Linked DNA regions of Homo sapiens: region 1 is linked to region 2. A link is an interaction called in ENCODE POLR2A ChIA-PET data of the cell type or tissue named here. Cell type or tissue: CD4-positive, alpha-beta T cell. All regions are shown on one strand. Each heading gives the region's core, and the rest is flanking DNA. Links, peaks and the distances in the headings are about the cores only.

Region 1 (7,024 bases), core at 875-5,874, 470 kb after region 2:
GGGATAGGGTTCACTTCAGGAGCCAGGGTCAGAGCTGGGCCTGTAGTCACATATAAAAGATAGGACACAAACACAATTAGCAGCAGTGTTGGTTTAATAAACCGCCGTAGGGTGCTCCAAGAGGCCCCCTCCTGGCAGATCCCACTGGTGGTCAGGAGGCAGAGGCATGAGCTGGGTGTTGAGGGATGAGGGGAAGAGTTAAGGCCCAGGGTGTGAAGGGCAGGACAAGAAGTAGCAAGCCATCCTCTTTGGAGCAGAGAGTGTTGAGGCATTAGAGAAAGATGGGGCTGGGCTGGCAGGTTGGGCCAGGCTGAGACTTTGAGAGAGGCTTTGGGTCATTCTTTAGGGAGAACCGCAGAGTTTTCTAGCAGAACTATGCTTTAGTAAGATCACTCTGCTGGCAAAGCATGGGACTAATTAATAGGAGATGAGATGAGGACACTGGTTAGTGGAGTAATGAAATAATCCAGCCAAGCAGAGAAGAGGGCCTGAGTCAAGGTGATGGTGGCAGAACTGAATATGCAGAGCTAGGTTTGAGAGAAACAGCAGAGGTCCTGTTAGCAAAACTTTCATCTGGCAGTGTAGGCTCTGATGCCAAACTCCCTGGTTCAAATGCCAGCTCCATTTCTCACAGGCCTTGGACAAGTCACTTAAACTCTCTGTGCTTTGGTTGTCTTCTGTGGAAAATGGGCATAATGATAATATAGAAATGACAATGATAGCATAGATAATCACATAGAAATAACTGTGTCAAAATATATTAATATAAGTACAATGCTTACAATAGTGGCTGGCTCATAATAGTTTTCAATAAATGTTAGCCATTATGACTATTGTTACTATTATTTTTCAAGAAAAATAAAAGCGACAGGACCAAGTGTCACAGAGGAGTCACACAGGAATCTTGGTTGGGAAGGAAAATTATGAATTTTTGCTTTGACAGGTTGATTTTGGGGTGCTGGTGTATTACCTGGCTAGTGATGTCCATGCACAGAATTGGAGCGTGGGCTTCACGCTAGAGTTACGGATTGGGGCGCCTCTTCATCTGGACAGTAATTGATGCCGTGAGCACCTGAGGTCACTAAGAAAGAAAAGCTAGATGCCCTAGGGTGATGGGAAGAGGCAGAGGAGGCGGGACTGGGGAAGCAAAGTCCAGGATCAGAGCCAGGGTAGCCCCGGGTTAGAGACTCGAGGGAGGAGGCTACATGTTAAAGCTGCAGAGACAAGGAGGTAGGCGAGGGGTTAAGACCTTTGGTTTTGTGGAGTCGGTTGCTGTGGTCAGTGCAGGGATGAAGTGAGGGTGGCTAAGCAGCAGCAAGGGCCTAGGTGAGGTGGGATCGATGGATGGGCCACAGGTGTCCTTTCTCCTCAGCTGCCAGGTGGAACAGTGCAGGAGAAACAAGCTGTGGCAGGAGGCCTGGGGGCAAGGAAGTACAAGGGGCAGCTCAGCCGGCCACAGACCCAAGCTGGGAGGACCCAAGGCCATGAGGGGTTGATGGGCCAGGAGGCTGGGCAGAGAGGAGCCAAGTAGCTGGAGATGAGGTGAGGTGGGAGAGGTAGGGACCTCCAGGCTTGTGGTCAGAGGAAGGCATTTCAGATCTGAGCAATATGCGTGAGCCCCAGGTGAGTGTGAGAGCCAAGTCAGGTCTCTGCTGAGATCTAGGTGGTTACAGTGGAGGGGAACTCTGAGTGGATGGGGGAGGCATAGCCATCACTACCAATGATGGGGGTAGGGGGGCATCATCCAGGGCCACGGGGAAAGGGGATGGGCATTCTGGAACTCATCCCTTCCTCTGTTCCTTTCATCACAACAAACGTTATGGAGATTATGCGATACCAGGCACTGTGCTAGCTGATAGGGTGGGGGTCAGAGTACCCAGCGAGGCTAGACATTGTGTGGGATTCAGAGAAAGCATATAATAGGGCTCCTCCCACAAGAAGCTTGTGGCCACACCAGGGAGAGAGAATGGATGCACATGAGCATACGAAACTCTTAGAAGGACTTAGGCAGGAAGCACAGGTGATAGGCAGAATGTGTGATATGAGGGTAAGGGCTGAGCAACCAACGCAGAGGAATTGGAGAGGCCAGAATAATCAGAAAAGCTTTGGAGGGGGTAGGATGTGACCTACATTTTCAGAACAAGAGTGGAGTAGAAAAGGCATTCCAGGTGGGATAAACAGCGGAGGCAAATACATGAGAGGGAATTAAATCTGTTGTGATTTATTTGATAGTAAGATTGACCTGCCTGGCATCGAGTTGAAGTAGAGGCAAAAGACACTGAATATTTGCAAGGAGGTCCTTAGAATGGAGTGATATGGAAATAAGCAGCCATTATAGGTTCTTGAGCAGGAACATTTTGCATGAAAAGCACTGCTTTGGAATGATGAGTCTAGAAAGGTAACACTGACCTCTCTAAGGTGGCATTCTAGGGAGAGACCTGAGTATTTGGGGCTGAGATTGAGAGAGGAGCTTACTTTTCTTGGTATATTTTTATTTACTATTCAAGTTCTGCATCATGTGTGTTTACTGCCTATTTAATAATTATTTTTAAATTTAAAGAACCCATTGTGGCAGCAGGGGGAATTCTCTAAGCTCAGTTACTAAAGGGTTATGAAGCTGGGTATGGTAGCACACACCTGTAGTCTCAGCTACTTGGGAGGCTGAGGTGCGAGGATCGCTTGAGTTTAGGAGTTAGTGGGAGGATTTCTTGAGCCCAGGAGTTAAGAGACCAGCCTGGGCATCAAAAAAATTAAGTTAAATTAAAATGTTAAAAGGTTCTGTATATGGTGGAGATGGAGGAGATCGGGGGAGGAGATGAGAAAGGGGCAAGCATAAGTAGGAACAAATGCAATATTTCCCCAGCTGCGCGAGGGCAGGAGCAGGAAGAACTAAACCCAATTAGGAACAACAGAGGACAGATGAGTAGATAGCAGACATCTGACGGGAAATGGCCACGCCACACTTCTCACCCAGGCAGTTCAACGTAGGCAATTTCTGAGTGCCCTGGTATTTTTTGTGTAAGTGTCTAGAAAACAGATCACAAAGTTAGCCAAATTAAAAAGGAAGCAGGGAGTCCTATTTCTCCGAGAAGAAAGATTTACAGGTGGGATCTCAGGCAGGAGCCAAGCTGGAGAAGCAGGCTTGATTCCTTGTAGTGGGTGAGGAGACTGCTGGGAGAGGGCAGGGAAGCAGAGACCGGCAAAAAGCTGCCCCAACAAGAATCCTGTGCCTGCCAACCTGGTTTACAAACATTTCCCACTTTATCCCCCTCAGAAAGTCACAGCACCCATTTCATGTTCTGTGAGGCTCCCAAGGAGGGAAACTTCTAGTTTGCTGTCCTTTACCTCACCCCTGTGACCACAGCACTAATTTCTCATGAATTCTTGTTACCAATGAGATACAAATGTTTGGGGAGCTCTGGCCTGGTCTGATTTTGAGCTCTGTGGAAATACGCAGACCACGGGGGAGGAGGCCGGGAAATGGACTCGGTTTGAGGGCTTGCTCAAGGATGCGGTTTTGTTTTTCGGCTGATTTACTCCAAGACAGCCAGAGATTGTTCTGTCGTTGCCACAGAGGTGACTAAACAGGAAGGTAAGTTTGAGGTAGGAAGAAAACCATCCCCAGGAGTTTCATGTAGCAAAGAAGGAAGTAGCTGTTACAAATGGGTGACAGTTTACATGTGGGTCTAACAGTCTCAGCTCTGTTGTTCAATCTTTCAGTTATACTCAGAGAGTAAGCGGGAGGAGCCTTGGGGCTGCTATTGAGTGCAGCATCCTGAAGGCTGTTCTTCAAGTGTTACTCAGACTACTATCCCAAGAGCACTCAAGGCAGTTCTTCCTCCATCCCTGCTCCCTAGCTCCCTTGGCTTTGATGAGTTTATTACAAAAGGGCTATTCACTTTAGAATAGGAGGGTAATTAAGACTCCTGGTCTGCAGCCCAGATTTACTGCATTTTACAAGTTAATAATATGATTTTTTTTTGTAGCTCCAATTGATTGGTAACAGAAGATGAAGACAACAGCATAACTAAATTATTTTAAAAACTAAAAAGCCATCTGATTTCTCATTTGAGTATTACAATTTTTGAACAACTGTTGGAAATGTAACTTGAAGCAGCTGCTTTAAGAAGAAATACCCACTAACAAAGAACAAGCATTAGTTTTGGCTGTCATCAACTTATTATATGACTAGGTGCTTGCTTTTTTTGTCAGTAAATTGTTTTTACTGATGATGTAGATACTTTTGTAAATAAATGTAAATATGTACACAAGTGACTAGGTGGTTTGGCTACTGTTTTCCTAAGATAGAAAAATAAGGGTCACATACCCTTTTAAAATCTATACTCTTTCTCCCTTGCTTTAGGGGAAAAATAATTCATTGTAGGGTCATTCATGGAGTGAGGGAGAAAAGTACTGTCCCTCACTGGGTTCCACTGCTGTCAGTACGAGGCAAGTGAACACATGGGTCTTTACTTCTAGCTGCTTTTGAAAAGAGCAGATCACCACCATCCAGTGCAGTTGTATAACACAGGTGGGGCAGGGAGACTTCTCTCGCTGCCATTAATTAGCCTACTTAGTTTGTTGCATTGGTTAGCTGTCACATTGGGAGGTCAACAGCAGACAGTAGCTGGAAAACCGTAGTCATAACAAATACAGAGTGGCAGCCACTCCTGAAGTGGTGGACGGTGCCAGTTGCCTCTGGCAGCCATGTAAACCCAAGTCAATACATAGACGCTTTAGCTTGTGCCTGCACTGTCCCTGGAATTCCTGTCACATGAGAGTCTCCAGGCTGAAGGAAGAAATCAATATTTCTTGACTCCAAGATGGGCCTGTCAAGGTGGGTGGATCACAAGGTCAGGAGATCGAGACCATCCTGGCTAACACAATGAAACCCCATCTCTACTAAAAATAAAAAAAGTTAGCCAGGTGTGGTGGCGGGCTCCTGTAGTCCCAGGTACTCGGGAGGCTGAGGCAGGAGAATGGCGTGAACCCAGGAGGCGGCGCTTGCAGTGAGCCAAGATCAGGCCACTGCACTCCAGCCTGGGGGACAGAGCGAGACTCCATCTCAAAAAAAACCCCTCAGGCTACATGTGTTCTCTCTAGAACAGCCTGCATCTGAGCTCCCACAGGCCTCAGCAAGAGTGGGAAAGGAGCCCAGAGTGCTTCTGGGAAGACCCACATCTCCCCAGCTCCCCCCATCTCCATGTGGCATGGATTCCTATCCTGTCTCAGACTAATCTTGTCAAACCCTTTATCCCAGACCCTGTAGGAAGCCCATGACTCCCCTGGAGACTTCTGTCCCATGCAGCTCTGTAATGCCCCACTTTCTGCCCCCATCCATCAGCAGCGACATCCCTGATGTCCTCTTCTGTGAATGCCTCCTTTGCTTCGCTGTTCTAATCGAAACCCAGCTCTCCCTGGGGATGCTGCCTCCCACAGCCTCTCAAGGGGTAGCTGTGTTCTTTCCTGCATCCCTTGTATTCAGGGCCTAGGGGAAAGAAGACGTCCTCCTTGCTCTTCTCTGCCTGCAGACCAGTGCTCCTTCCTCGGCTTTGATGCTCATGCCAGCTAATCATCACCACCTGACATCCCTTGTTCTGGTTATCTTTGTTATTCCCTATCCCTTGGAGGTTTTAGCACTATGTCAAAGTCTTCTCCCTGACATCACTTCTTCCAGATTTTGAATGCTTTCAAAATCTACAAATCTAATACCCTCGCATGGTCTTTTCTTCTCCCTTTTTCAGCTAGCCACCCCATAGCCATACTGCTGACCTATAACTGCAGCATCCCCGAATAGTCTCTGTAACAAGCATCTCACTTCGCTAGTCCCTACTTCGCATCTTCCGCATCACCCCCTTGGGGGCTCCAGCGCCAAACATTCTTCAACCCCACTAGAACCTACAAGCCAGTGACCTTGCTACCTGTTCCCTGGCCCTGAACCCCTTCAAGTTCTCACTCTTCCTCTTACCTGGCTTAGATTCCCATTGTTCATCATTACAATTACTCCTTTTTCTTTTCTTTTCTTTTCTTTTTTTTTTTTTTTTTTTTGAGATGGAGTTTCACTCTTGTTGCCCAGGCTGGAGTGCAGTGGCACGATCTCGCCTCACTGCAACCTCCACCTCCCGGGTTCAGCCTTCCAAGTAGCTGGGATTGCAGGTGTGCGCCACCACGCCTGGCTAATTTTTTTTTTTTTTTTTTTTAGTCGGAGTCTTGCTCTGTCACCCAGGCTGGAGTGCAGTGGTGTGATCTCGGCTCACTGCAAGCTCCACCTCCCGGGTTCACACCATTCTCCTGCCTCAGCCTCCCAAGTAGCTGGGACTACAGGCAGCTGCCACCACGCCCAGCTAATTTTTTGTATTTTTCAGTAGAGACGGGGTTTCACCATGTTAGCTAGGATGGTCTTGATCTCCTGACCTCGTGATTTGCCTGCTTCAGCCTCCCAAAGTGCTGGGATTACAAGCGTGAGCCACCGTGCCCGGCCTATGCCTGGCTAATTTTTTTTTGTATTTTTAGTAGAGATGGGGTTTCACCATTTTGGCCAGGTTAGTCTTGAACTCCTGACCTCAGGTGATTTGCCCACCTTGGCCTCCCAAAGTGCTGGGATTACAGGCATGAGCCACTGTGCCTGGCCTACAATTACTCCTTTACTATCACTCTTTTCCTCTCTCGCTTTGCCATTCTCATTTTGCCAAGTCCCAACCATGGTTATAGTTACCTCTACCAGTTTCCTCTCTGCATCCAAACTGCTGAACATGCCTGGAGAAAAATCTAACACCAAGCTGATTAGTTTCTCTTTAATTACTTCAAACATTTGGCAGATTTGTAGTGTTTCTCAAATGTCCTCATTACATTGCTTTGTCACTGTCTCCTCACTTCTCTTCCTAGATCTTCAATCCTGTGTCCTCACTCTCAACTGATCACTTTGCTTCTCAACTTTCTGAAAAAAATAGCATTCAGAAGATACCTCCCTCACACTTCCATCACACCTACACACCCAGCTCTCTCAGCACCACTGCACTTTGCC
Region 2 (5,875 bases), core at 1-5,000:
AAAAGGCTCAGTCTTTGGCTCACAGATGTCAGTGACAAAATCATGGCTGCAGGCAGTCTGCAAAGCAAGAAGCAAGGGCCACCGGGGAAACAAACGAAGGTCTGGGCAGGAGGGGCCTCCTCTACCAAGATCTCAGGGAGCCCCTCAGATGGTGAGGGTGAGGGGGGGAAAGACACTCAAATAAATACATTTTTAAATTAAAATTTAGCCCAGTTGGTGAGTCAGAGTTCTACTGTCCCATGAAACATCTCAACAGTTGTTAAAAAGTCGATTTGCATTTTTTTTCAAAGTGAAACGTGTATGTAAACATCATAAAGTAAACAATTTACAGGAATTTCGAGGCTTCTATCTGAACATAGCTTAGGCTCTTTCTGGGGCTATTTTTATGATTAGGAAAAAAAATCCCAAACTTTTATAAAGTTCCTTTTTGTTAAGAAGTGCAATTCCACCTGTGTGAGACGCGGCTGGGTCTCTCTTTCATTCACACCAGTGCTGCTGGTAGGAACCTGTTCTAGAAGAGCACTTGTCGCAGGGGTGGGGTGGGGAGCCCTATTTGGTACAACAAAAGAGTGCATCTCACCACATTAAAAATACACATTCCTGGAAATTTATATCCCTAGAAGGAACTAGGTCCTTGGTACAATGCCCTGGGATTTCTCGCCCCTTCCTGCCAGCCCTCAGGTGACATGCAGCTTGGGCAGCCCAGTGGACATGGGGCAGGTGGGTGGAGGTCAATGCCTTAACAACTCCAGCCCTGAACTGCAGCATCAGTATGAAAGGAAAAGGTACAGTGTGTAAGCACCCATCACATTTACCACCATCGAGTGTCTGCTGTGACTCAGTCCATGGTTTTACACACACCCGGTCAGGTCCAAAGCTAAGCACCCTTTCTTCCTACTAAGAAGGGCCTGTGCCAATAAAATCCTGAATCTCCTTTTAATAGATGCAAGGGCTGAAAGGGCACTGGCTGTTACTAATACAGCACCTGTTTAAATATCTGTTCTCTCTTTAATTCTCACTTGTACAATCACCTACAAGCTGCCTCTTCTGAAATAGCAGTTAGGATATGTTATGACATGCAGAAAATACCCAAATCTAGTGCCAACAAGGCCTCGTCCTCTTCCTCTAGTCACTCAGGCCCTGGTGGGGTATACTTGTTGCCCGTCTTCCCACCACAGGCCCGGGCCAAGGAAAGGCTACTGTCAATGCAGAATCTAATGTTTCTACCATGTGCATGGTCCCCTTGGTGGGGAAAACTCAATGGGAATCTGCTTCCAGGGGCGACTCGGTGATAAGTGCAGAACCGGCTGTGGGGGAGCAGGGGGAAATGGTGAGCCAGGAGGAGCACAACTCATCCGGCCCATGGTGACAAAGAGCTGCACATGAATGGCCATCATTTTGTATTAGTTTATTGCTCAAAACAAATGAATCTTTTTTTCCCCTTTGGAAGAGAGAGCAGTGTTAGATCCTTCAAAGTCAAGATAAAAGCAGAGGATTGCAATTAGGGCATGAGTCACCAGCGAGCCTCAGAAAACCCTACTGGGATGCTTCCGAAAGGCCAGTGCTGTGCAGGGGGCGAGACACTTCAGGGAGCGGGAGGCTCCAAGGACAGAGCTTTTAAAGCAGCAGCAGAAGCCTGGGATGTGGAAGATCTCTGTCTACTCTCCTATTCCTGATGGGAGCAGTCGGGCAAAGCACACCGCTCTTGACTCTGCTCTACAGGCCATTCACATAACAGCAAATTGCTGGGTTTCCTTCATGTCCCTATTAGGAAAGCAAAACATACCACAAAGTATACCCTTTCTCACTAACCCCCTGCAGTGGACCTTAAAATGACCTGAAGGACTGAAAAGGTCATAGAAAAAACATGGTGCTTCTAGGTAATTTCTGATTCCTTGAAGTCAGTCAGTCTTGCAAGTAGCAATTTGCCTTCAGGTTAAGGAGCCCAAGCACGTGTGAAGGACATGGCATATCTGTGGGTCCCCCTGCAAGACTCTTGGTGACCAATGCCTTTGCCCCCCACAATGGGCAAGAGAGAGGAATAGTGGTGGCTTCTTTAGCCTAACTTGCACCTGGCACCACTCTGACCCTCCTGGCCCCAGCTGCGTAAGAATAACTTCGTGGGATCCCTCTTCTGCTCCTCCTGGAGTCCCCTGAGACACAGTGGCCTCACAACTACTGGAGCAGGTATCTGATCCTTTCCTTGTCCCCATCCTCCCCTTCCTTGCAGCCCTTCTTACTGCCCTGGACAGAGGTGGCTGTGTATTTTTCTTCATATTCATTCTTAAGGCTAAGGTGGCAAGATAAGGTGCTCAGTGGAGAGCCAAATTGTAGATTCCAGGGCTGCCATTTCAGTGCTCTCACAGAAAACAAATACAAAAGAAATGGAAAAGGGGCAGAGAAGCAAAAAAAAAAAAAAAAAAAGCAGTTGGGCTCAATAAGAAGTTATATACTCCAAGTTTGGATTTCAAATGTAGTCTAAACCCCTGAAAACAGGGGGTGGGGTAGGGTCGTAAAAGCCACAAATTAGCCTTCGGCACAGGTCTGTGTTGTCTGTCAGCCGGGTAGAGGGTGGCGCTCAGCAGCTCTCTGAACACGTGCCTCCAACGCGGAAGCTGGCTCTCAGGCGGGCAGGCACATTCTCACTGAAGATAAAGAACTCCGCATGCCATCACCCCTTCCTCACCACAACCCCGCGAAACAAAAGCTATAAACACACACAAGTCAGAGGATCTATAAACCAGTGGGAGAAAAAAAATTAGATGAAGGTTAACCATTAAAAAGCTGCAGTTGGGAAAACACACACTCGATTGTTACATCAGAAAGTGCCGTGGGAAGAAGAGCCGTGTGCTGGTAAACATGTCCGCGCTCAGAACTTGACATGCAGAAAAGAGAGAGCGCCAAGTCCCACCTGAGATTAGAGAGGACTGGTTTTTAGTGTAACACACTTTGTTTTAAAATATCACTGTCCTCTTCTTGCCCCAATTGCTCCTAGAACGTCCCTCTGTCACTCCCCTCCCGGGCCAGCCTAGTCCATCTCCATCGACATGAGCCTGCGGCGCTCGCGCCGTGTCTCCTGAACCTCCTTCTTACAACACCAGTGGGAGCTGCAGTACCCGATGAGACAGGACAGGAGCCCGATGACCGTGGACAGACCGACGCCGATCAGCAAGGGATACTTGAAGGCGTTCAGCACTGGGAGGGAGAGATCAAAGGGGAAGCCAGTCAGTGCTGCGAGGGAGGCCGCTTTGGGGGCACCCTCGCCTCCCTTCCCCACTGGAGCAGGATCTCCCGAGAGATAAGGTCTCATTCCTCCTGCATCTAGCACCTAGCACACCACTGGAGACAGGAGAAGCTCAGCCTTATCTGTCACAAAAATGAGCAAATGTCTTCCTACCCAGCTCTGCGGGGAGAATAAAAACCACAAAGAAGATTTCACTCGATGCCTTTGAATGTCAACTTGCTTTTTAGGGTTTTGGCAAAAGATTGATTTTTAAAAGTCAGTATAAGGGCACCGCACGTTCAGCAGCAGATGCATCCTTAAAAAAACCATGCATAAATCAATCCTATGCATCAAATAACTGAAGTGTACTAAGGGAGCTATTTTAAGTAACACTATACTAAATTATCTAGCAAAGTGAATAATCACTCCCCTGTTTGTTAAATCTGGGTTTTTATACGGAGTTACTTCAAGCAAGGAATTCCTAAGATGCAAAATATGGTACAGATGATTTAAGTGTCAGAAATGCACAAACACCATTTAGACTCCACCCTTGAAATCCCACCTTCCTTTCCCCATAAGTACCCATGCTCCTTGGGTGGACGCTGCCACTGGGCTAGGTGCTTTACGTTTGCTAAGGTTTAATTTTCGAAATAGCCCCATAGAAGACTATTATCCCATTTTACGAGAGAAAATGGATCAGAAAGGCTAAGTAGTCTGTGGAAGAGCTAGGGCTCCAATTTCCATCTGACTGATCACTAGGGAAACACTCAAAAGGCTTTTACTCATCCTCGGAGGCCCCTGGACTTTAATTCTCTTTATGGAGTTATTTCGACTAACATGTACTTTCTGAAATTTTCCACAAAGGAGACATGTTTTTTGTAAACCAAGGAACAACTGTCCCCACTCTGGGATGCTCAAGGAACAAAGCTCTGACTGTCTAGTTAGGTTGACCCTGGTGTTCATCGTGGGCCAACGAGGCTGGGAGCTCATCCTCCCATCTTGGGGCTCCGTGAAGTACCCACTCTGTGCCACTGACTCCAGAAGGAGTCTCTTTTTTTTTTTTTTGAGATGGAGTATCCCATTGTCGCCTGGGCTGGAGTGCAATGGTGCGATCTCGGCTCACTGCAACCTCCACCTCCTGGGTTCAAGCAATTCTCCTGCTTCAGCCTCCGAGTAGCTGGGATTACAGGCACCCGCCACCACTCCTGGCTAATTTTGTTTTTCTTTTTTGTATTTTTAGTAGAGACGGGGTTTCACTATGTTGGCCAGGCAGGTCTCGAACTCCTGACCTCATGATCCGCCCGCCTCGGCCTCCCAAAGTGCTGGGGTTACAGGCGTGAGCCACTGTGCCCAGCCATGAGTCTCTCTTAAGAAGCAAAACCAGTGGTAGTGAGAGTAGCAGGTCCCTAAGCTATAGCCTCCCCTATTGACCTGAGCCCTCTCTCTCAAGGCTGCTCTCTGCCTGTGCCTAGCAGAATCCATGCCAACCCTCGGACACCATAAAGCGAGTTTCTATAAATTTATGGAAGAGGCAAAGCCTTGAAAATTTTTCTAGTAAGTCTTGAAAATTATTTATCAATGGTGACACTAGCACATAATAGCAAAGCTGGGGAAACTGCAAGGGCTGCTGGTGCCCTTCTGGGTGCAGGCTCAGGCCAGGTCTAGAAAGAAAGCAGGACGTGCTATGGCACATTCCTCAAACTGTGGCCACCTGGGTTCTGTCAGCTACAGCCTGGCACAAGAAGAAGACATTCCCAAACACTGAGAAATTTGGGTGACATTCTTACCATCCATCTTCACAGTTATAAAAACGGGCTTGGAGTGGATCTCTGCCTCCTTCTGCCAGGAACCTGTTGGTGACTTCACCCATGGAGTCACGGAACAGTAGTAGTTGCCAAAGTCCTGGTCCTCGGAGCCATGCACTTGCAGCAAGAATTCCAGCACACTCACGCGCTCCAGGCTGAGGTCGCTCTTCCAGTCCCTCCGGGAGGTGGTCACGATGCCCTTCCGATCCAGGGAAGACAGGAGCACAGGAGCCTTGTCCAGGCCAAAAGAGTGCACCGCAAACCAGGACACATCAAAGGCCATGTCATCTACGGATTACCAAGCCAAAACCCTGGGGTCAGTGCAATGGGCAGAAGTCATATGTATGGCCACATCCATGTATGAGGCCCTTACTACGTATGGCAAGCACAACACTACATGCCTTCGGTCTCACTGGATCCTCACAACAGCCCTATGATGAAGGCACTATCATACTTTTATTCTGCCATTATTGCCAGACTATATACCTGCTCAAGGTCATGTAGTCAGCAGGTAGCAGAGTGTGCAGCTTAACCCAGGGAGTACAGCTCCAGAGCCCAGCCTCTTAACCACTGCACTGCTGCCACCCAGACTAAGGGGCCACAGGAAGAAGAGTCAGGGCCAAAAACTGTCTCCCACAGAGAACACTGATCCGAAAGCTGGTATGCCAGGACACTGCAGGCTCTCTCTCCCAAAGAAAGCCAGCTCCTTTGACAGTTTAGGCAGAAGAACCCAAGACTGGAAGGACACTAAAGTCATATGGAACAAAATGTACATAAAATGAATTGCACCAAATTTAGAGTTGTAAACAGTTTAGATTTTATTGTACACTATGGTTTTTCTTTCCTT

What was found. ChIA-PET counts read pairs that join two places held together with the same protein. Peaks named below come from ENCODE experiments on the same cell type or tissue, not always from the same donor. Only the 100,000 strongest peaks of a DNase experiment are listed, where the experiment ranks them.
Region 1: POLR2A ChIA-PET joins it to region 2 with 5 read pairs; 1 of 35 experiments calls an interaction of 5 or more read pairs at or near these places.

What each region holds. Positions count from the first base shown.
Region 1 is chr1:116,511,785-116,518,808 of GRCh38, reverse strand. It overlaps CD58 (CD58 molecule), which reads left to right. Exons shown (of 6, transcript NM_001779.3): 6 at 3,987-4,275. The coding sequence ends at 3,996. Among named protein-coding and RNA genes, the nearest start is that of LINC01762, 36 kb to the right of the region's middle. In CD4-positive, alpha-beta T cell, for the core only: no CTCF peak of the experiment used is centred there; DNase peaks (open chromatin) are centred at 1,956, 2,948 and 3,518; H3K4me3 peaks cover 408 bases; H3K27ac peaks cover 3,269 bases.
Region 2 is chr1:116,984,121-116,989,995 of GRCh38, reverse strand. It overlaps PTGFRN (prostaglandin F2 receptor inhibitor), which reads right to left. Exons shown (of 9, transcript NM_020440.4): 8 at 5,011-5,316; 9 at 1-3,195. The coding sequence ends at 3,029. Among named protein-coding and RNA genes, the nearest start is that of CD101, 15 kb to the left of the region's middle. In CD4-positive, alpha-beta T cell, for the core only: no CTCF peak of the experiment used is centred there; DNase peaks (open chromatin) are centred at 2,605 and 3,085; H3K4me3 peaks cover 1,104 bases; H3K27ac peaks cover 1,317 bases.